Regions from separate parts of the Mus musculus genome. Here region 2 is linked to region 1. A link is a loop called in an ENCODE intact Hi-C map of the cell type or tissue named here. Cell type or tissue: left cerebral cortex. All regions are shown on one strand. Links, peaks and the distances in the headings refer to the core of each region. The heading gives the core; the rest is flanking DNA. Region 1 holds the start of Snora30 (small nucleolar RNA, H/ACA box 30). Region 2 holds the start of Setd1a (SET domain containing 1A).

Evidence for each region. A loop is a pair of places that touch in the nucleus more often than their neighbours do. Peaks named below come from ENCODE experiments on the same cell type or tissue, not always from the same donor. Only the 100,000 strongest peaks of a DNase experiment are listed, where the experiment ranks them.
Region 2: it touches region 1 in a loop (2.7-fold over the local background); 3 of 42 quality-filtered maps call a loop at or near these places.

The regions. Positions count from the first base shown.
Region 1 is chr7:127,520,598-127,528,597 of GRCm38, forward strand. It overlaps Srcap (Snf2-related CREBBP activator protein), which reads left to right. Exons shown (of 34, transcript NM_001304266.1): 5 at 879-1,064; 6 at 1,392-1,532; 7 at 4,696-4,918; 8 at 5,034-5,308; 9 at 7,799-7,892. Snora30 (small nucleolar RNA, H/ACA box 30) reads left to right here and starts at 7,300; the gene lies at 7,300-7,406. In left cerebral cortex, for the core only: no CTCF peak of the experiment used is centred there; no DNase peak of the experiment used is centred there.
Region 2 is chr7:127,775,821-127,792,000 of GRCm38, forward strand. It overlaps Setd1a (SET domain containing 1A), which reads left to right and starts at 1,569. Exons shown (of 19, transcript NM_178029.3): 1 at 1,569-1,693; 2 at 2,293-2,457; 3 at 2,686-2,781; 4 at 4,565-4,835; 5 at 7,809-7,930; 6 at 8,153-8,382; 7 at 9,028-9,916; 8 at 10,061-10,852; 9 at 11,306-11,482; 10 at 11,679-11,766; 11 at 12,377-12,534; 12 at 12,662-12,749; 13 at 15,395-15,712. The coding sequence starts at 2,308. In left cerebral cortex, for the core only: no CTCF peak of the experiment used is centred there; no DNase peak of the experiment used is centred there.

The DNA.
Region 1 (8,000 bases), core at 1-8,000:
CAAACCAGCAAATCTAAATAAAGAAGTCATTAGACACTGAAGTACTTTGTAAGCTGTTATGGTATTAAAATTTATTGTTTTCCCATTTATATCTAATCTGTAGCCTGTGAAATTTTAAATAAATTAGACTAAAATCATATTTCTTCTTCTTTTTTAATTATTTATTTATTACATGTGAGTACACTGTAGCTGTGTTCAGACACTACAGAAGAGGGTGCCAGATCTCATTACAGATGGTTGTGAGCCACCATATGGTTGCTGGGATTTGAACTCAGGATCTTTGGAAGAGCAGTCAGTGCTCTTAACCGCTGAGCCATCTCTCCAGCCCTGAAATCATATTTCTAAGAAATAGATTTTCTACAGTGCTAAGAATCATGGCCTGAATTTTTATATCTATTTCACTTGTATTATGTTTATAGGTGTTTGTGTGTGCACTTGCGTATGGAAGGCAGGTGTCAACATTTAGTTGCTGCTTTGGATATTTTTTCGTTTGGGTTTTTTGTTTGTTTTTGGTTTGTTTGTTTGTTTGTTTTGAGACTGGGTCTCAATATGTAGCCCTGATTGGTTTGGAATTTGCTATGTAGAATAATTTGGCCTGGAGTTAAGCCTGCCTTTGCCTTCCAGGGTTGGGGATTAAAGACATGCTCAGGTTTCTAGACCTGTTTTTGATTCCCAGTTCTTTCCTAGCTGTATAATCTCAGCAATGTCATTTAATTTCCTAGATATTCCCTCATACCACTCCCAATAGAATCTATTACCTTGTAGGATTGATATGAAAACAAAACACTGAGCTCATTCAATGGTCAGGATTCCAGCCATGGCAGTGATATAGCTTGCATGTCCAGAAACTCTTGATCAATGTCATTACCCTGTATTAGGAAGCTGAAATTGAAACTCGGATTGCTGAACTTCGGAAGGAGGGATTCTGGTCATTGAAAAGGCTACCTAAAGTGCCAGAGCCTCCCCGCCCTAAAGGACACTGGGACTATCTGTGTGAAGAGATGCAGTGGCTCTCTGCTGACTTTGCTCAGGAACGCAGATGGAAACGAGGTGTGGCCCGGAAGGTATGTCCTGTTTGCTGTAACATCTGTATGTTTTCAGGTGTATTTGAAACCTTAATGATTATCTGGGAGGTGATGGTACATACCTTTAATTCCAGCATTGGAGAGGCAGAGGAGGGTGAATCTCTGAATTTGAGGCCAGTCTGGTCTACAGAGTTCTAGGATAGACAGGGTCACACCCCAAATAAAGCCGACAAATTAATATACCCTTTTGGTGGTTTCTGCATTTAGAGGTAAGCCTTTTCTTGCCCTTGATAACATTTGTATTTGATTGTGTGGATAGGGACATTTAGCTTTGAGCATTTTCATACTGGGTCATTATTTCTATAGGTGGTACGTATGGTGATCCGGCACCATGAAGAGCAGCGACAAAAGGAGGAGCGAGCTCGGAGAGAGGAACAGGCCAAGCTGCGCCGAATTGCTTCTACCATGGCCAAGGATGTTAGGCAGTTCTGGAGCAATGTGGAGAAGGTGAACCATGAGGCTGGAAAAAAGGGGTGGCCTGGAGTAGGTTAGAGGGAGGTATATTAATAGGCTTGACCAAAGCTTACCAAGGAACTAAACGCTGCAGTTCCAGCTCTTTATGACATGTCCCTATGTAGGGGACCTTTCCAATCCTGAGTGTCACACGGCAGAAGACTTGGTTACCCTTCCCTGCCTACTCAGTTAAACTTTCGGAACAGTGCCCAGCAGTCTGTTTTAGCGGCAAATATCCATTGTATATTTGGGGATGAAAGGACTCTTTGACTCTTTGACTCGAGGAGACCGTCTGCTCTTTGCAGGGTGTATATTAACATGTTTCCTGTTTATTTAATTATCCCTCCTGCTGTATGTTAAGTTGGAATGATCTCTGAATTCTCTCACCTCCCTCATTGTGCTTGTGTGATTGTTTTAGGACTCCTTGTGGGCATCAAATCTGGAGATGTTCAAGTCCAGGACTTAAAATGCATATAATATATGAATACCTAATTGAAGACTTTCAAATAGTTTTAGAATGTTTTATTATACACATTGTGGTGTAAAAAGTACTATGTAAATAGTTGTTATACTGTATTGTTTGAGATAGGGGTATTGCTGTATTTCACAGGTTTTCTTACTGTTTCAGTTTTAAGACAGGGTGTCATGTAACCATGTTATCCTCAAATTTGCTATGTAACTAAAAATATCTTGAACCCCTGATGCTCCTTCCACCTTGTAAAGCCCCTTTGTTGTTGTTGTTTCTGTTCATTTTTGCAACAGGGATCTCAAGTAGACTAGGTTACTTTCATAGCAGGGGTTGGTCCTTTTCCCTCTATTTCCTCTCAAGTGCTGCATTACAGGAGTGTGCCAGCATGGTGATTGGTCTTGAACTCATCTTCTCTTCAGTTTATAAGCCTGGCTGCAATGTTTATTTTTGTAGTGTTTGAGACCGTCTATGTAACATGTGCTAGTCCAGAGCCATCTTCAGTCTCCTGAGTTCTAAGGATGTGCCATTTAACACCTAGGCTTGGAATGGGGGCAGGGGGAGTGATTAACATTTTTTACTATGTGTGTATTTGGGTTTGGGGTGGGGAGACATACCATGTCACATAGTCAAGATCAAAGGACAATTTGTGAGTGTCTGTTTCTGCTACGTGAGTCACAAGGATTTAACTCAGGCTGTTAGTCTTGATGTTGACCCATCTTGCCTTCCTCCTTTTTTTGTGCATTTGAGACAAAGTCTCATCATAGTATAGACTGACCTGGAACTCAAGCTGCCCTTGAACTTATAAGGCATGCATTTGTTTGTTTGTTTGTTTGTGAGAAACAGAGTCCTACTAGCTCTGGCTAGCCTAGAACTCTCTGTATAGATCAGGCTGGCCTTGAGGTCTACCTACCTCTACCTCTTGACTGTTGAAGATTAAAGGTGTTTGATACAATGCCTGGAGGTAAAAAACTTTTAAAAGATTTATTGGTTTTATTTATGTATGTGTGTGTGCCTGTTTGAAATTTATGTAAGTAAGTACATACAGATACACACACATGCCAGAGCAAGTTGGATCTCTGGAAAATGGAGTTATAGGTTATTGTGAACGACCTAATGTAAGTGTTGGGAACAAAACTTATCCTCAGGAGGAGCAATACGTGTTCTTAACCCCTGAGCCATCATTCTGGTTCCAAGTTTAAAAAGCCTTTATTTTCATTATTTTTAAATTATATGTCTGTTTATGGGTATGTGATGTGCACATGAATGCTGGTGACCTTGGAGGCCAGAAGATGTTGGATCTTCTGGAGCTGGATTTGTGAACTGTCCGATATGGGTGCTGGGAATTAAACTCCAGTTAGTCCTCTGCAAGAGTAGTTAGTGTTCTTAAGCAGTCAGCCATCTCTCCAGCCCTTAGCCCCATTTTTAAAAAAATATTTAATTATTTAAATTATGTGCACATAAGCCACAGCTGATTTATAAAAGTCAGAGGACAATTTGGAAGTTGTTGGTGCACTCTTTTCCCACCCTGTGAGTCCTAGTTGAATTCAAGTTGTTAGGCTTGGCAACAGGTGCCTTTACCTACTAAGCCATTTTGTCAACCTCAAGTTTTTAGTTTTTGTTGTTGCTTTGGTTTCTTTGAGATAGGGCCTCTCTACATGGCCCTGGCTGTTCTGGAACCCACTCTGTTGACCAGGCTGGCATCCAACTCACAGAGATCTGCCTGCCTTTACCTCCTGAGGTCTGGGATTCAAGATGTGTGTCACCACGCCCACCTATAGTAGTTTTATTTAGTTTTATTAACCCAGAGCCTCCTGTTGCTAAGTCTGTGCTTTGGTCACTGTCTTTTAACCTCCAGACTTTTTTGAATATTTTTTATTTTCGGTTCACATACCTGGCAAATTCACACATGGTCTCTTCCTACTCTGCTGTTCTACTTGTTAGTAGTTACAGAAGACAACACCACCAGCTCCCAAACCTGGGATTTTGCATATGCTATGCATGTGCTCTCCTACTGACATACACTGGTAGCTGTGCATACTCTGTTTATAATTTATTTGTTTTGGGTTTTGGTTTTTGAAAATAAGATTTCTCAGCCGGGTGTGGTGGCGCACGCCTTTAATCCCAGCACTCAGGAGGCAGAGGCAGGTGGATTTCTGAGTTCGAGGCCAGCCTGGTCTACAAAGTGAGTTCCAGAACAGCCAGGGCTATACAGAGAAACCCTGTCTCGGAGAAAAAAAAAAAGAAAAAGAAAAAAAGAAAAGAAAGGAAAGAAAGAAAATAAGATTTCTCTCTGTAACCTTGGCTGTCCTGGAACTTACTCTATAGACCAAACTGGTCCTGAATTAAGAGGTCTGTTTGCCTCTGATGATACTAAATGTGTGTGCCACCACTGACTGACTACTTTATTAATTCTTTTAAAGATCAAATTTAAGATGGATTTGTTAATGTTCTCCAGCTCCTAGATACTAAGTTGATACCATCTTGTGTTTATGTTGCTGTTGTTTGTTTTTGGTTTTTTTTTTTTTTTTTTTAGAAGTACCATATAGATCAGAAACCCCTTAAAGATTTTTAGTTTTTTCTGAATGACCAAGCCAAAGTCTGGCATAAAGGTAGTATCCCTAAGTAGTTGGCTAAGAGATATAAACAAGTGAATATATAGGTGACTGATATCTTTTGTGATTATGTTAGGTGGTACAATTCAAACAACAGTCTCGGCTTGAAGAAAAACGTAAGAAAGCCTTGGACCTGCACCTGGACTTCATTGTAGGGCAAACTGAGAAGTACTCAGACCTTCTGTCTCAGAGCCTTAACCAGCCACCGGCCTCCAGCAAAGCTGGCTCCTCCCCTTGCCTTGGTTCTTCCTCAGCAGCATCCAGTCCTCCACCCCCGGTTTCTCGACTGGATGATGAAGGTGTGTGTGCTCTTTGGTCCTGTTACTCTTCCCCAAGTGCCCTTTCCAGAGCTGAAAAACCCACCCTGTGGCTTGCAGGGCCCGTGGACTTTGTGACCTTGTTCTCCTGCTATAGATGGGGACTTTCAACCCCAAGAGGAAGAAGAGGAAGATGATGAGGAGACCATTGAGGTTGAAGAACAACAGGAAGGCAATGATGCAGAGACCCAGAGGCGTGAGATTGAACTTCTTCGACATGAGGGAGAACTGCCACTGGAAGAGCTGCTCCGTTCCCTCCCTCCTCAGTTATTGGGTGGGCCTTTTAGCCCCTCTCAAACACCTTCTCATGACAGTGATACCCAGGATGGGCCTGAAGAAAATATTGAAGAGGAGCCATCTCAGGATTTAGAGGTATAAACAGAAAAGGTACAGGAAGAAAGATTCAAGGGGAAATAGATGTAAAGTTTTGCTCTCAAATCCTGTGCATAGGTTGATCCATGGTTTTAAGAATCTGGGTTAAGGACAGTTGGAGTTTCATTGATAGGAATTGATCATTTGCAAACCAAGTTGAAGCCTGCAACTGGCAAGGTTTCTAATATAATGGAAACATTTATTGTACTTTTAAAATTCCTAGGGGGAGGGCTGGAGAGAAGTAGCTTAGTTCATTGCCTCATCTGGCTCATAACACAAGGTGTGTGCAGTGGTATGTTACAGTAATCTCAACATTAAGAGCTTCCTTGTCTAGCTAAATCAGTGAGCTCCGAGTTCATTGGAGAGTGAGTGAGGAAGACACCAAACAATGTGCTCTGGTTTCCATAACCATGTACAAACGTGCAGGTTATTTATTTATCTGTGTGTGTGTGTGTGTGTGTGTGTGTGTGTGTGTGTGTGTGTGTATACAAAAATTGTTAGGTGATACAAATTTGGAAGTTGTGATAGTCATCTTAAAAATCTTTTGGGGGGCACTAGAGAGATGACTCAGTGGTTAAGAGCACTGGCTGCTCTTCCAAAGGTCCTGAGTTCAGTTCTCAGCACCCACATGGTGGCCCATAATCATCTGGATCCAATGTCCTCTTCTGGTGTGCAAATGTACATACAGGCAAGCTACCCATATACATAAATAAAAAAATTTTTTTTGAATCTTTTAGAGCTTGTGTAGTGTGATAAACCTTTATCCCAGCACTCAGAAGGCAGAGGCAGGTAGATCTTGGAGACCAGCTTGGTTTACATAGTGAATTCCAAGATAGCATGAGGTACATAGTGAGACCTTGTCTCAAAGAAAAAAAATCTGGGCTTGAGAGATGGTTCAGCAGTTAAGAGCATTGACTGGTCTTCCGAAGGTCCTGAGTTCAAATCCCACAACCACATGGTGGCTCACAGTCATCCCTAATGAGATCTGATGCCCTCTTCTGGGTGTCTGAAGACAGCTACAGTGTCCTTAGATATAATAATAAAGAAATCTTAAAAAATCTTTTGGACCTTTATACCATTGGTCTGTATGTTCTGCATGTTAAGGTTGGTTTTTTAAATTACTGTTTCTGTAATTAAAAAAAAAATTTATGCTCTCTTATTTGTAATTATAAACACAGGTTTATGTGTCTGTGTATGGATATGCATACATGATAGCAGATGCCAACAGAGGCTAGAGTCTTTAGATCCCCTGGACCTGGACTTACAGATGGTTTTGAGTCACTTGATAAGGGTTCTGGGAATTGAACTTAGGTCTTCTAGAAGTGGAATAGTGTTCTTAACCAATAAGCTATCATTCTAGCCCTTGATTTAATTATTTTTAAATTTCATTCTATTTATTTATTTATTTATTTATTTATTTATTTATTTATTTTGGTTTTTCGAGACAGGGTTTCTCTGTATAGCCCTGGCTGTCCTGGAGCTCACTTTGTAGACCAGGCTGGCCTCGAACTCAGAAATCCGCCTGCCTCTACCTCCCGAGTGCTGGGATTAAAGGCGTGCGCCACCACACCCGGCTATTTACTTATTTTTTGAGACAGGGTCTGTGTAGTCTTGCCTGGCCTGGCACTCATGTAGATTAGGATAACCTAAAAAAATTATTAAAATTGTGTCTGTGTGTGCATACATATGGAAGTCAGAGAACAATTTTGTGGCATTGATTCTAACCTACCTTTACATGAGTACAAGGATTGAGCTTTGGTTGTCAGGCTTGGTGATAACCACTTAGCCCCTCTCTCTTCTTTTGTTGGGGAGGGGATTGGGTAGTTGTTTGGTTTTTGTTTTTGAAAGAGAGCCTTATTACGTACACCTGACTGACTTGAAACTCATTGTGTGGACCAGTCTGGCCTCAAATTCAAAAAGCTCTGCCTATAGAATGCTTGGATTAAGGGCATGGTCCCCCTTTATTTTCTAGCACTTTTCACAGGTCCTTCCTTTGTCAGTGGGGTCAGGATTTGGTAGCTGGTGCTGAGATAAAACCCTTGATTACATCCTTGCCCTGATACTGTACCAGTGGCAGCTGTTACTCAAGGGAACAGTGATGCTTTTCTGATCTACATGACATCTCTGTCTTTCAACTCTTTTTGTTTGGTTGGTTTGGTGATTTGAATCGGTTTGGTTTTTGAGTCAGGGTTTTTCTGTGTAACATCCCTGGTTACACTGGAACTGACTTTGCAGACCAGATAGGCCTCAAACTCACAGAGATCCCCCTGCCTCCTGAGTTCTGGTATTAAAGGTATGTGTACCACACTGGGCCTTGTTGTTTGTTGACTCTCTGGCTGACCTAGAATTCACTATGTAGACTAGGTTGTCCTCCAACTCAAGAGTTGCCTCTGCTTCCCCAGTACTAGGATTAAAGACTTTCACCAAAGTACCCTTTCAACTTTGTGTTCAAATGTTAAGTCCTTCCACTTCTTACCCTTCCCCATACAGGTACACCCTCCATCTTCCGCTGTCACACAATGTAACAAGCAGCGTTGGCATCCAGATGAAGATGATGAAGAGTTTACTGCTAATGAAGATGAAGGTCAGACCTCTCCTGTCACTTTTATTGTTGCTTTGTTTTCTTGAAGCAGGGTCTATAGTATGTATCGATAACTGTCCTGGAGCTCTGTGTGCATCAGGCTAGCCTTGA
Region 2 (16,180 bases), core at 4,584-12,583, 260 kb after region 1:
TCGCTGGATGAAAAGGGTGTTGAACCTTGGGACGATCTCAGTTTTGGGTTCCCAAGTGAAGCTTGAACGAGGTCTGTCCTTAAGTTTCGCAGCGGGATCCTATGAGCATAGGTAGCCCTTGCCTAAAAACTGCTCAAGAATAACCGGGTTACATCAGACCTTTACTTTTTATAGGATCTACTTAAGGGTCTTTATGTTTCTTTTAAGCTCAACAGAACCCTGATTTTAACCACTGAACATTTTTTTTTTTTTTTTTTTTTTTTTTTTTTTTGAGACAGGGTTTCTCTGTGTAGCTCTGGCTGTCCTGGAACTCACTCTGTAGACCAGGCTGGCCTCCAACTCAGAAATCCACCTGCCTCAGCCTCCCAGGTCCTGGGATTAAAGACGTGTACCACCACTGCTCGGCTCAGAAGGAACATTTTAAAACTAGCCCAAGGGAGGTGTAACTAGGGTACTGGCCTAACACGCAGAAAGCCCTGAGTTAGATCTCCCAGCATGCTATAAACCGGTTATGGTGTGCACACCTGTAATTCCGGTACTCAGGAAATAGAGGCAAAAGGATCTGGAGTTCGAGGCCATCCTCCGTTATATAGCAAGTTCGATGTCATGCTGTCTGAAAAACAACAGGAGCCCGAATATAAAAGCGGGAAGGAACCGATCATTTCACTCTGTGCGTCGGTAGGCAAAGCGCCTGAGTCACCCCTCCTGGTTGTATTTTTCCACCTCCCACCCCTCCCAGGTTTTGGTGGATTCTAAGGGAAGCAGCCCGTTACGCCGGGCTCCGCACGCCTGGCCACGCCTCTCTCGTTAGCCCCGCCCACAACCGGATCGGCAGATTCGCTACCCGACTCCTTAGGATTATTTGGGCAGCTTTTCTTGTCTGAAAATTTTCAGGAAACGCCGAGAAGACTTCTTCCTTGTAACCATTTCGCACTAAGTAGGAAGTGTGCTGTTCCTTGAGTCGTTCTACTGAAAAAAAAAAAAATCCAGGACTAGAGGTCGACTCTGCCAACAGGGCTTGGCGAGCCAGGCGTCATTTTCTTGACTCTACAGCAGGTGAGAAGAGGTGACGGCCAAAGCCCAGGACGGTGGCGAATCTGCACTGCAGCCTCATAGGCATTCGGGCTGCGCAAGGAAGGGGCAGGGAAGAGGAGCCGAGGAGCGCGCATCCTGTCCACTCATTCGCCCCGCCCGCCTCGCGAATCTGCGTCGTTGGACGCGCCACTCAAATCTCCCGAGCTCTGGCTGGCGTCCTCCCCCTCGCTCCGCCCCCTTCCCTCAGGGGCTCGTCGCAGCTTTCGTCGCCGCCGATTCGCCAGGAACCCCAAGGCCGGAGCAGCTGGATCAGGGTGGTGCGGTCCACTCTCCGGGGAATGCGGCCCATCTTCAGGCTCCCTGGGCTACAACTCCCGAGCCTCGCAGGGCGCCGGCCGAGGCAAGGCCGCTACCCTCGGCCCCGTGGATCGCTCCGCAGTCCTTGTAGCGAAAGTGCGGATGCAGACGCTGTGCCCGCTGGGCCTCGCGCAGGTGGCGGTGGTGTTTGGTGCGCGCGCCGGGGAGGTGGTGGTGGGGGGGCGCCGCCGCCGCCACCGCTGCGGGGCCGGGTCTCGCGCTGCCGCCGCCGCCGCCGCCGCCTCACGCCGCTGAGGTGCTGCGCGCGGTGGGGGGAGGGTGAGCCGCTCGCCACGAGCGGGTGAGTAGGGCCCCGGCGCGCGTGCGCGCCGACGGGGTGGGGGGGGTGGACGACACCGAACGCGCCCGGGCGGGAGGAGAGGGCAGCGGCGCGCGTTACCTCCCCCCACCCCCCCGCCTGGATTCAGGGACCGAAGCTGGGTCTCAGATTCGGTCTCGCGGTGTTTCCAACGCCCCGAAGAGGTGCCACCTCTGGTTCGGAGGATCGGGGCGCGGGGACGCGAGCGGCTGTGTGGGAGCGGGAGCGGGGCTCGGCCCGGGCCGCTTGGCCGGTGAGGAGGCGGGAGGGGGCGGGGCCTGCGAGGGGACGGGGGAGGGGTCTTGCGTGGAGGCCAAGTGGGGCGCGCTGGGGAGAGCGGGAAGGTAAGGGGGCGCGAGATGGGCCTGGGCCCTGAGGGTAGAATTGGGGATGGAGAGGAATGGAGTGCCATAGTGAGCCCAGCTCCTCAGGGCAAGATCTGAGGGAGCCACGGGTCATGCTGAGGTGTCGGGGACTGGACTGATGTGAGACCCTGGAATCGGGGCTAGACATTGAGGGGACAGCAAGGGAGTCAGGCCTAAGTCGTGGACTCCCATTCCGTATCCCTCTTTTCCTGACAGTGTAAATGAGCAAAGATGGACCAGGAAGGTGGGGGAGACGGGCAGAAAGCCCCGAGCTTCCAGTGGCGGAACTACAAGCTCATAGTGGATCCTGCTTTGGACCCTGCTTTGCGCAGGCCTTCCCAGAAGGTGTACCGCTATGACGGAGTCCACTTCAGTGTCAGTGTGAGTGCCCTCGAGCCTTTCTTGACTTATTTGGACCTCCAATCTCCCCTCCCCGCTTCCCCCTGTTCAGTATTCAACACCCAGACTTCCTATACCTGTAGTTTGGTTTTTTGAGAATGAGCAAGCTCTCCCAGCTCTTCTGTATGTTGGCTTCTACATGGGCTTTATAGAGTCAGTAGGCTGGTGAATTTTCAGCCTGGTTTCATCTCTTCCTGCTTTCTTTGTTAGGACTCAAAGTATACCCCCGTGGAAGACCTCCAGGACCCCCGCTGTCATGTCAGGTCCAAAGCCAGAGACTTTTCCCTCCCGGTTCCTAAGTTTAAGGTGAGTGCCTGCTGGTCTCCCTGCATGTTGGTCCTTGGAGAGTGTCAAGGACCCTGGGCTTCACACAGTCTACCAAAGTGTTTATTCCGAAGGAACTATGACAGCCAGATCTCATTGCTTTTTGTGTCTGTGAGACTGAGATGTTTTGGACAGAAGGTATACATGTATAGCTGAGGTGACTCTAGTATATATCTGGTGACAAGGGTATTGATGTCTGGAAGGATGAGGTATGGGTGGGTATTCTGAAGCCTTGTGACAGTGGGATAGCCAAGTTATTCAGCAATTAAGGATGCTGCTAAGACCACTGTGCACTTGGAGTTGTGTGTTCTTGCTGTCATTGTGTGTGCTCCTCTGTCCTGTCTGTACGAGCAGCTTGCTTCCCTACTGTAATAAGATATTCTTCAAACTTCGGACTGTCTCGAAAATTGGTAGTTCTTTGTCTCCTCCTAATTTTGTTTTTGTTTTCTTTTACTGATTATTGGTAAAGTAAGTTGTGCAGTGGCTTCACCCTTCTGAATCCCCCCTTTCTTGAGCAGCTTTACTGAAAGCTCTTCTGTCTGAATGTTTATGTCTCATACCTCCTTCCTGCCAGCATCTACTGAGACACTAAAACATCATCTTTCTTCCCTGAGTCCTGCTCTCCTCACTTCCTCTTGACTGATGAATGGCAATACCAGGTACTCGGGTACCCAAGCTGGAAGCCTGGAGTCACCCAGTAGTTCTTTCCTTTCGTCTTAATCTTTAGGTTTCCATTGCCATGTTCTTCATGCAGAGTCCGATGTTTGCTCGCTTTCTGCAGCTTTCCTCAGTTTTAGGCTCCATCTTGCTGTTGTCACTGGTTTTAATGTTCTTATTTTAATTTTGTTTTCCAAGTCTGTTTTTCTTTTTTATTATATTATTTTTCATGTGTGTACATTCATAAATAAGCTTGCATGCCATTGTGCACATGTAGAAGTTAGAGCACAACTTGTGGGAATTGGTTTTCATCATGGGTCCTAGTGGTCAAACTCAAGGTTGTCAGGCTTGGTGACAAGTGTCTGTACCTACTGAGCCATATTGCTGGCATCCTAAGTCTGTTTTGAGGCATTGACATGTGTGGTTATTGATCTGGGCAGGCCTTATCACCTCTTTGACACCATATCCCTGTAATATTCCACCAGACACTTTTCAGTGTTTAGAAAATATCAAGATGGATAAATTTCATGTCTTGGAAGTTTGTTGTTTTGGTAAACTTTAAGCATCTACAGAGTCCAGAAAGAATGATAGCGGCTCCCCAATACCCTGTCTCTACATCTTTGCTACCACTGTGTTATATTTATATTTATATCTGGCTTATCTTTTTTTTTTTTTGAAACAAGTACTCCCTAGGTAGCCGCTGGCCTTGAACTAAGAATCCTGTGCTTCAGCCTCCCATGTGCTAGCATTGTAAGAGTGCACGGCACACTCGGCTCTGTCTTGTCTCTTTTCTGAATGGGAACTTTTCCTTTTTTTCTGTTTCTAGTAATTAGCTTATGCTAGTCTGTAACCCTGAACTAATAGATTACTTTCTTCTATTACTTTGTCCTATGTATGTTAATTCTTGTTTTGTGTGTTTTCTTCCCAGTTGTTGCTATATGTCATAAGAGGGCTTGAAAAACAGGTCACTGCTAATGTACCTCTCATGAGCCCCCTTGACGTCTCTGTCCCAGATTTGTCTTAATCTCATAGATGTCTCTGAAGTTTCCCAAATGGTAAGGAAACTGCTCACTATGGAAGCCCGAGACCAATTCTTGTCTTTCCACAGCTGGATGAGTTCTATATTGGACAGATACCACTGAAGGAAGTAACTTTTGCGAGGCTCAATGACAATGTGAGGGAAACCTTCCTGAAGGATATGTGCCGGAAATATGGAGAGGTGGAAGAAGTGGAGATCCTTCTTCATCCCCGCACTCGAAAGCACCTAGGCCTGGCCCGTGTGCTCTTCACCAGCACTCGGGGCGCCAAGGAAACTGTCAAAAACCTCCACCTCACCTCTGTCATGGGCAACATCATTCATGCCCAGCTTGATATCAAAGGTGAGGACTCGCTGCATGTTGCCTAAAGTTGGTTTCTAACAGGGATTCTATATGCTGATACTTAATTGGGCTCAGCCAAGTAATCAGGGTCATGATTACCAAAATTCCTGAAGTCACGTCTGTTTCAGAACTTATTAGATTTTAAATTTTAGAGATACATTTTGAGATTCATTTAGATATTTGTGTGTGTGTGTCTGTTTTGCCTGAATATATATCTGTGAACAGCATGTACGTCTTACACTCATGGAAGTCAAAAGAAGGCATCAGATTCCCCTGGAACTGGTTTAATGGTTGGGAGCCACCATGTGGGTGCTGGGAATTGAACTCCGGTTTTCTGGAAGAGCTACCAGACCACTTAACTGCTGAGTCATCTCTCCAGCTCAGGGAGGGTTTTTCTTTTTTGTTTGTTGGTTGTTTTAAACTTATACATATTTTGTGCTTTCTTCAGTAGCACATATGTTAACATTGAAACTTCAGGAAATTAAAGAACTAGAGTTTTAGGTCACGGCCTGCCAAAACCACAGATGTGTGAAGATAAAGATGAATTAGGCAGAGTCTCATTGTGGCACATGCCTATCATCCTTGTGCTTGGGAGGCAGAGGCAGGAGGACTTTGAGGCTAACCTGACTACACAGATGATTCCAGGTCAACTAGTGCTGCATAGTGAGAACTTTCTCAACAAAAAGGAACCAGGAGATAACCCTTAGTTGGTAACAGTACATACTATACAAATATGAAGGCCTGAGTCTGAATCTCCATCGGTCACACATTCTAGATATGGTTGTGTATGCCTATAACTTGGTTTTGTGGGGAGAAGACAGGCAGGTCCCAGAGTCTTTCTGACAAGCCAGGGTATAAATTGGCAAACTTCAGTTCTAGTGAGACCTTCTCCCAAAGGAGTGAGAGAGTACAACAATGGGAGATATCCAGTGTCCTCCTGTGGCCTTTGTGTGTGCACACAAATAAAAATAAAGAAAAATGGAGCAGGTTTGAACTGCTTTTAAGGAATTACAGGGAGAGATGTCATCGTACAGTGCCATCTAAGGGAAGAGGTTGTTAACTGATGTTTACAAATGGGAGTGAAGACCAATGTTTCCAAATTCAACTTAAGACTTTTGTATGTAATCTTATAGTTTTTATGTGTTTTTGAAACAGAATCTCACTACATAGCTTTGGCTGGCCTTGAACTCACTGAGATCCACCTGCCTCTACTGTCTTGAGTGCTAGAATTAAACTGTTTTAATTGTTTGTTCTGTTTTTAATGTTTTTATTTCTTTTATAGGTCTCACTCTATAACTTAGCCTGCCCTTGTAGTCTACACCTGGTCCCAGGCTTTATTCTTGGTGTTTTAACTTTACTTTTAAGGATTTGCTTTGCTTCTGTGTATGTGTGTGTTTGTGTAGATGTGTGCACATGTATGTGTATGCCACAGAGACTAGAAGAGGGTATTTGTTGGATCCCCTGGAATTGGAGTTGGGATAGTTATAGACATCCATGTGGGTGATTCTTTGCAAGAGCACAAAATGGTCTTAACTGCTGAGCCATCTTTCCAACCCTTGTTTTGGTTCTTTGGAGACAGGGTCTCATGTTGTCCTAATCTTCATTTATAGCCAAAGATGACCTTGACTTCTAATCCACCTTCATCCTGGATCATAGACTTATGTCACTGTGCTTGGTTTATGTGGTCCTGGGGATGAAGCCCAGGATTTTATGCATACCAAGAAGGCACTTTACCAACTGGGCGACTCTCCAGTTCCTGTTTTGTGTTTTTGAGTCAGTCTTTCTGTCTGTCTGTGGTGACCTATGCTCACTGTAGCTCGTGTTGAATTGGACCCTTGCCTTGCCTCAGTCTCCCAAGTACGAGGAGTACAGGCATATGCTGCTGACTTTGGCAACACTTCATTTTTAAATGCTACATTCTTCTCACAGTTTTTTCTCATATTTATTTGTTATATGTGTATGATGTACATTCTTCTTGTGTGGCCGCATGTGAAGGTTAGAGGGCAACAAAGGGGGTTGTTCTTTCCTTTCTCCGTGTGGGTCCCAGAGAGCAAACTTACATTGTCAAGTTTGGTGGCAGGCACTTTACTCACCAAACCCTCTCACCGCTCGACCCCTTCCAAGAGTTTAAAAGTCATTGTTCAAGGCAAATAAAATCCCCTCGTGGGCTGGATTGACACTTGTAGTTAGAATCCTACTTTTCTTGAAGTTTATGAAATACTCTAGATGGTGTATGTGTGAACCATGAGTTTATCATGGTTATGTTGAACCAAGGCTTTTACATTCCAGGCCAAGCACTACTGCCTCCCAATATTAATGGGATATATGTTTAATAGTTGGAGATGAACCTGATTTTACTTCATAAATCTGCAAAAGAGCAGTGTGGTGATAAATGTCTGTAATTCCTGAACATGGGAAGAGTAGGGACAACGAATTCAGGGTGTGCTTTCCTTCTTAGTATGAGACCAGCCTGGTTATTTGATACCTTGTCTTAATCAGTCAATAAAAATAGAAAGAGGGCTGGTGAGATGGCTCAGTGGGTAAGAGCACCCGACTGCTCTTCCAGACTGCTCTTCCGAAGGTCCAGAGTTCAAATACCAGCAACCACATGGTGGCTCACAACCATCTGTAGCAAGATCTGACTCCCTCTTCTGGAGTGTCTGAAGACAGCTACAGTGTACTTACATATAAATAAATTAAAAAAAAAAATAGAATATAGACAGCCAGGCAGTGGTGGCGCACGCCTTTAATCCCAGCACTTGGGAGGCAGAGGCAGGCGGATTTCTGAGTTCGAGGCCAGCCTGGTCTACAGAGTGAGTTCCAGGACAGCACAGAGAAACCCTGTCTCAAAAAAACAAAAAAGGGAGAGAGAGAGAGATTGTAGTAGACTTGAGACCTGAAGAAGAAACAAAATGACCAATTCAGAGGGTTGTGTTTCCTTCTGATTGTGGATTCTCATTTCTCTCCATCTAGGCCAACAACGAATGAAGTACTATGAATTGATTGTCAATGGCTCTTACACTCCTCAGACTGTGCCCACTGGGGGCAAGGCCTTGAGTGAGAAGTTCCAGGGTTCTGGTGCAGCCGCTGAGACGGTGAGAAGCTTGTAGCTGCCGCTGTGTTAGGCACATGTACTCGTTACCTGGTCACCAAAGCAAGAGCCATTTGGGAAGGCCCTGAAGTCCCCTATTAAGTATAGGAAGAACTAAGGGAAGATGTTTAGGTGTCTTCAGATACAAAGCTGCAATCTCGGATTGGGGCAGTAGACAGTTTTAAATCGTGCCTGATCTTTTTTCCTTGACTCCCTTTTTCTTTAGACTGAAGCCCGCCGACGGTCTTCCTCGGACACAGCTGCCTATCCAGCAGGCACTACTGTGGGGGGCACCCCTGGCAATGGCACTCCCTGCTCCCAAGATACAAATTTCTCCAGCAGCCGACAAGATACTCCATCTTCCTTTGGCCAGTTCACCCCTCAGTCCTCCCAAGGAACCCCCTACACATCTCGGGGTAGCACCCCCTACTCTCAGGACTCTGCCTACTCCAGCAGGTATGGAAAACCACTTCTCTCGGGCCTTAGCCATTTGATTCTGGGAGCTGCAGCTGGAAAGAACAAGCTCCAAGTGTCTGTGAGAAGGAATTGGAAGCTATTTATTTTAGCCTTTGGTTTCAGCTGACAAATTGGTGTTTTCATGGGACCTAGTAGAAACAAGTTGAGAAACCTGTTTTGAGTTTTGTGTGTATGCGCGCACTCATGTGCACGCTCCTGCTTGCCTGCCTGCCTGTATGTATGTATGTATGCTGTGTATTGCAGGCATGCAGCACCCAAGCAAGCTAGAAGGGGACAAATGTCTTGTATCTGTATTTACAGGTGATGTTACATGTGGGGATTGAGAACTGAATCTGAGCGCTGTGCAAGAGCAGTCTGTATTCTTAGTTTCTGAGCCATCTCTCCAGCCCCTCTTTTAAGATGTTTATGAGTCTGAATGTTTTGCCTACATGGATGTCTCTGAACACACAGTGTTCCTTGTACCCATGCAGTGGATCACCTAGAGCTGGGGTGAAAGTGGTTCTCAGCCACCATGTGGGTGTTGGAATCAAATCTAGGCCCAGAGTAACTTTGAGTATGAGAACAGAACCAGTCAGGTTTGGTCACATAGGTAGGAGCCTAGCTAACTCCTGGGTTCTTCTTCAGCACCACTTCAACCTCCTTCAAACCCCGGCGGTCAGAGAACAGCTATCAAGATTCTTTTTCTCGCCGCCATTTCTCTACATCTTCAGCCCCTGCAACCACCGCTACTGCCACCTCAGCAACTGCTGCAGCTACTGCAGCCTCCTCCTCATCTTCCTCCTCCTCGTCATCGTCCTCCTCCTCGTCGTCTTCTTCCTCAGCCTCTCAGTTTCGTGGTTCTGACTCTAGCTACCCAGCATATTATGAAAGCTGGAATCGTTACCAGCGCCATACTTCCTATCCACCTCGCCGGGCAACTAGAGAGGACCCTTCTGGGGCTTCATTTGCCGAAAATACGGCTGAGCGCTTCCCACCTTCCTATACCTCCTATTTGGCCCCTGAGCCTAACCGATCCACTGACCAAGACTACCGGCCTCCTGCCTCAGAGGCCCCACCTCCAGAACCTCCAGAACCTGGTGGTGGTGGTGGTGGTAGTGGTGGTGGTGGTGGTGGTGGTGGTGGTGGTGGTGGTGGGGCACCCAGCCCTGAGAGAGAAGAAGCCCGGACTCCCCCACGCCCAGCTTCCCCTGCACGCTCTGGCTCCCCAGCCCCAGAGACCACCAACGAGAGTGTGCCCTTTGCTCAGCACAGCAGTTTGGATTCCCGTATTGAAATGCTGCTGAAGGAACAACGCTCCAAGTTTTCTTTCTTGGCTTCTGATACAGAGGAAGAGGAAGAGAACAGCAGTGCAGGCCCTGGGGCTAGAGATGCAGGGGCTGAGGTGCCTTCTGGGGCAGGTCATGGGCCCTGTACACCTCCTCCTGCACCAGCTAATTTTGAAGATGTAGCACCTACAGGGAGTGGAGAGCCAGGGGCTGCCCGGGAGTCACCAAAGGCCAATGGACAGAACCAGGTGAGCCTGGGGCCAGCCATAGCATCTGGGGTGGAAGCTTAAGCTTAGGGGGTAGGGAAGGTGCTCAAACATGAAGACAAGTGTGAGGGCAAACTCAGGGAGCTCTAGCAGGAGCTGTCTGTGACTCTCCTCCATACCCCACAGGCTTCTCCATGTTCTTCCGGAGAAGATATGGAGATCTCTGATGATGACAGGGGTGGCTCACCACCTCCAGCCCCAACACCCCCCCAGCAGCCGCCACCGCCACCACCTCCCCCTCCTCCCCCCCCTCCTCCCTACCTTGCTTCCCTTCCCCTTGGCTATCCTCCCCACCAACCTGCCTACCTCCTCCCACCCCGCCCAGATGGACCACCCCCCCCTGAGTACCCTCCGCCACCTCCTCCACCACCACCCCACATCTATGACTTTGTGAACTCCCTGGAACTTATGGATCGACTTGGGGCACAGTGGGGAGGGATGCCCATGTCCTTCCAGATGCAGACCCAGATGTTAACACGGCTCCACCAGTTACGGCAGGGCAAGGGATTGACTGCAGCCTCAGCTGGTCCTCCTGGCGGGGCTTTTGGCGAGGCCTTTCTCCCTTTTCCACCTCCACAAGAGGCAGCCTATGGCTTGCCCTATGCTCTGTACACACAAGGGCAAGAAGGTCGTGGGTCGTACTCCCGGGAGGCCTACCACCTGCCCTTGCCTATGGCAGCCGAGCCCCTGCCCTCTTCCTCAGTCTCGGGAGAGGAGGCGCGGCTGCCTCATAGGGAGGAAGCAGAGATAGCAGAAAGCAAGGTCCTACCATCAGCAGGCACAGTGGGTCGTGTGCTGGCTACCCTTGTCCAAGAGATGAAGAGCATTATGCAGCGAGACCTTAATCGAAAGATGGTCGAGAATGTGGCCTTTGGAGCCTTTGACCAGTGGTGGGAGAGCAAGGAAGAGAAGGCCAAGGTGAGGAGGTCTAGTGCTGGGTATGTTCAGTGTTTGTTTGTTTGTTTGTTTGTTTGCTGAAAGAGGTTGCCCAATTCAAAGTAGGGACAAGAGAAAATAAAATGGATAGTAAGGCTATGGGAATTACAGGCTGGGGAGTTTTGACAGAGCAAAAGGTAAGCATGGGCCTGGGTCAGAAGAGCTCTGTCCTGGCTTCTTTGCTGCTTTACAGTGGACTGAACGCTTAAATGTTTCTGGGCTTGTTTTTAGTTCTACCATTTGTAGCCTGGTAAAAATTAGTAACTGTTTCCTAAGGGTGGATGGCCTAAATTATCAGACTTGAGAAACTGCTTTAATTTGCCAGAGGTAGATAATGGTAGCAGAATAAGTTGATGCATGTTGGTGTTCCTCAGGCACACTGTTGCTTCTTGGGCAGGAGTTGGTTCTTTAGCTTAGTCTCCCTACTGTTTGTAGCCATTCCAGAATGCAGCCAAACAGCAAGCCAAGGAAGAGGACAAAGAAAAGATGAAGCTCAAAGAGCCAGGCATGCTGTCCCTCGTAGACTGGGCCAAGAGTGGCGGTATCACAGGCATTGAGGCCTTTGCCTTTGGGTCAGGGCTTCGAGGGGCCCTGCGGTTGCCTTCATTCAAGGTATCCAGGAATTCAGTGGTGGGAAAACTGGTGGGCCTCCCTTCCCAATGGTGGGAAATGGTGTATGGGAGTGGGGTGGGGCTGTGGAGGATGGTGGTTGAGGTGGGTTGTTTGGGTTTTTAAATTTTATCTCCCTTCTCCTCACTCCCGTCTCTGTTTGAGCTCTAAGTTGCTCCTATCTGTCTGCATCTGCCAGGTAAAACGGAAAGAGCCATCAGAAATTTCAGAGGCAAGTGAGGAAAAGAGGCCCAGGCCCTCTACTCCAGCTGAGGAAGATGAAGATGGTACGTAGGAAATAAGGCAGAAGGAGAAAGGATTGGTGGTCTTAGTGTAATAGGAAGCAAGAGGAGAGAGGTCTCTGAGGGCAGGGCACCCAGTGGAGCCTTGATGCAGACATCAGAGGGCCAGGGAGATTTCTCCTTGCATTTTAGTTATGGTTCTTAGCTCTGCTGGGCTGATTTAAGTGTTTTTGTGTCTTGGTCTTTGCAAACACAAAGTGAAAATTTGACTGTCTAGAATCCGAACTTGAAGAATCACGTCTCCAGGTTCGCTGCCTAACGCTTCTTCCCAGCCTGCTGGCGTCCGGGCTTCTGGTTTTAGCTTATGGGACGTGAGGCTACTTTGCTGATCAGATCTGCTTCCCTGGAGACCTCCCTGCCTTATATTATTCCTTGGGCCAGATAAAACAAATTGGCATTCTCTTTCGCCCAGCTTAGAAAATGATCAAAGAAAATGTGTGGGATGTAGTTCAAATTGTATAGCCTGTTATTGTGTTTCGGTTTCTGTACTGAGTAAGGGTGGCCTGTCAGTAAAGTAGGCAGTAGTGTTCCTTGCCTCCAGGATGGCAAAGCATTAACTGCTAATAGATTGTAACTGCTCTGACTCCTCTTACAGATCCTGAGCGAGAGAAGGAAGCTGGAGAACCAGGACGTCCAGGGACCAAGCCTCCGAAGCGAGATGAAGAACGGGGCAAGACCCAAGGCAAACACCGAAAATCCTTTACTCTGGACAGTGAAGGGGAGGAGGCGTCCCAGGAGTCTTCCTCAGAGAAGGTGAGATGCTAGGCACCTGGTGCCTGCCAGAAGCCTTCCCTGAGTCCCTGTTGGCACAGCCAGCTTCTCACTGATCTGGAACTCAGTGTCATTTTCCTGTTAGTCTCAGTTTGTCTTTTTCCTTAAGGATGAGGATGATGATGATGAAGATGAGGAAGATGAAGAACAGGAGGAAGCTGTGGATGCCACCAAGAAGGAAGCAGAGGCATCGGATGGTGAGTGTAGGCGGTTGAGTAGAGTTCAGGTTTGGGGAAAAAGGGATTATACTATCTGGTTTGTCTTTTTCTATGACTTTCCTGCTGGACTTCTGGCCGTTCTTGCCCTTTGCAATGACAGTTGTGTTAGCCAATGCCCTTGGGAATCCTGGGACTCTTGAGAACGTGAACTCCGTTGATTCCGAATACTCCCTCTTCTAAACGGGTCTCCCTGTGGATAGATAGCCCTGCAAAGTCTGTTTCTCTCCCCAGGTCCTAGAGGGGAAGGGCGTGCATTCTCCTCTTGCCCCTTGAAGCTATCAATCTAAACTGTCTCTTCTTAGAGCTCTGCTCTTCCTGTAAGGCCCAGCCATCAGTCTGTTCCTTTCTTTTCCCTTTGTCTCTCTTGCCATCAACAGACACTATCCAGTTGTGTGTGTGTTAGCTTCTACAGATTGCACATGGTTGAGTAATCTGCATTCCTTCAGAAGTGTTGAGGGCCTGGAAAGAGATAGCACAGTGTTTAATAGCACTGACTGCTTTTACAGAGGACCCAAGTTTGGTTCCCAGAGCCTACATGGTGGCTCACAACTGCCTATAGCTTCACTTCCAGGAGATCCAGCACATTTTTTTTTTCCAATTCTACATGTATATAGTACACATATATACACTGAAGCATATGCATAAATTAAATAATTTTTTTAGAAGAAATGTACATTAAAACCCTGCTTTAGTCGGGTGTGGTGGCGCACGCCTTTAATCCCAGCACTCGGGAGGCAGAGGCAGGTGAATTTCTGAGTTCAAGGCCAGCCTGGTCTACAAAGTGAGTGCCAGGACAGCCAGGGCTACACAGAGAAACCCTGTCTCAAAAAACAAAAAACAAACAAAAAAAAAAAACCTTGTTAGAAGAGGATAGAAGAAGGGCAAGAGACAGGTTACACAAGTCCCTTTGTGTCACTGCAGACAGATTACATTTTAGGGACAATGAAATAGGTAATAACTTCTGCTGGTATGCGAGACCTGAGGAAAGAGCCACTGTTGTCTGCACAGCAATCAAGGAATTCCTCTGAAATACTGTTTTCACAGTGACCAGTGATGACAGCAGTGATGATCTTGAGGTCTCAGTGGAGAAGCGAAGGGCCAGGTTTTCTGCTAAGAATGAAAACAGTTCCCTCCTGTTGGTCCTTTGGCTCCCCTGCCATCAACTGTGCCTCCAACATGAATTTGTCACCTTTGCTCTTCTGTCTGCTTTTCTCGTGTCGGTTCTTAGGGACAGGGTCTTTAGCCCAGGAGGGCTTTACTTTTGTAATCCTTTTTTAGTTGTTCTACCTAAGCAGTGCTGGAATTACAAACATGCCATCGTGCCAAACATGCAAACGTGTATGCAGTGCTAGGGATCAAACCTAGGGCTCCTTGCCAGACTAACATTCTACCACTGACCTGCAGCCCCAGCTCCTCTGATGCAGTTTTGACTGATGTCTGCCTCTATTTCCTTCCTTCTGTTGTAATTCATTTTCGAAAGTGCTAATAAAATTGTCTTTTCTAAGATGTACTCTCTTCTCTACACTCCCTGTTTTCTGCCAAAGTGACCTACAGGCCATTTGTACAGTCAGTCAGTCTAGGCTCTGCACCTGTTCTTTTCAGCTTAGTCTCACCATGTTCCAGTTCCTCCCCTCACTACTCCCTTCTATTTACTCCATTATGAAGTCATCAATAACATTTGTTTTTTTTTCTCTTCCTCTCTTTCTCTCTCCCTGGCCTCATTGACTTACAAGCCTTTCAAGTGCTAGAATTATAGCCCTTTTGCATTATGCTTCTCTGGAATTTCTTAGTGCTTTCTCACCCAAAACCGATCACCCATAAGTATGGTATGTATATAATGTTGTGAGACTGTGCCATGCATGTGTGTGTATCCTTCCATCTTGTAAGTTTTATTGATCAAACTCGGGTCATCAGTTTGGCAACAGGTGCCTACTGAGTCATCTTGCTGGCACCTTGTTTTGTTTTGTTTTTCAAGAAGAGTCTCACACAGCCCATGCTGCCCCTAACTTGATATACAGATGAGCATGCTCTCCGGCCAGTCTCCTCTCTCCACCTCCAGAGTTCTGGGTTTACATGTATCACCAGGACTTGCCTTTATTTTTGTTTTTTTAAATTTTGTTTTTCAAGACAGGGTCTCTCTGTGTAGCCTTGTATATCCTGGGACTTACTGTGTAGACCAGGATGATCTCAAATCACATAGGTCCACTTGCCTCTGCCTCCTGAGTGCTAGGATTAAAGGCATACTTTCAAGGCATGTACTGTTTATCCCAGAATTCTTTCTATTTTCTACAGAACTTCAGTGGTCTAGGCCAACTGATTGCCAGTCTCCAGGTCTACCTATATCTGTCTGTCCTGGAACTCTTTCTGTAGACCGGGCCTTCATCTCTATTTCTGTGTGGTAGAACATCTCCTTCTTGGGTTTAGCATTTAGGCGGGGATCTTCCCAACTTGTTCTTCCAGCAGAGCCCAGGGCTTTCCTTCCTTCACTCTGATGTTGTCACTCTGAGCATGCACTTGCTTATTTAACTTCTTGAGCTTTCAGCACCTGGCCTAGAGCCTCACATCCAGAGGACTTCGTCAGTGCTCCCTCCTCTTGACCACTAACTACCATTGTGGATTTCCAGGTGAGGATGAGGACAGTGACTCGTCCTCCCAGTGCTCTCTGTATGCGGATTCAGATGGTGAAAATGGCAGCACATCAGACTCCGAGAGTGGCAGCTCGTCTTCCTCTTCCTCATCGTCTTCCTCCTCTTCCTCCTCTTCCTCATCAGAGTCCTCCTCTGAGGAAGAGGAGCAGTCAGCAGTCATTCCCTCAGCTTCACCCCCCAGAGAAGTTCCAGAGCCCCTTCCAGCTCCTGATGAGAAGCCTGAGACAGACGGGCTTGTAGATTCCCCTGTCATGCCTCTCTCTGAAAAGGAGACATTGCCCACACAGCCTGCAGGTAGGTGGCATGGGACAGGTGACATGATTAAGATACATGTTTATCAGGGTCTTGGAGAATGGCCTTGGGGTGCTGTGTTTATGTGGAACAGTTACATGGGCACAGAGTAACACTAACGCATGACTGAGCTCTTGTGCCCTTGTCAAGCTCTTGTCATTCAATAGTTCTTGTTATCATATATGCATATGATGGGCCTCCTGTAGGGATTATTTATTCATACAGTAGGGTTTATCGAGCATTGCTACTGGTACCAGGAGCAGTGTGAAGATGTGATGATGTGTCTGACAGGCACTGCTCTCATCCTCACAAAGCTTTCGGTCTGTAAGGAGAGAAAGGCCAGTTAAGCAATAAATGCATAGAAATAACTGCTTTCAACCCAATACGTTCTATGAAGACAAAGTACAAGGAACTCAGATTCCTGAGGGTATCTATGGGTCTGGGAGCATCCTCTTGCTGAAGCATAGTTGA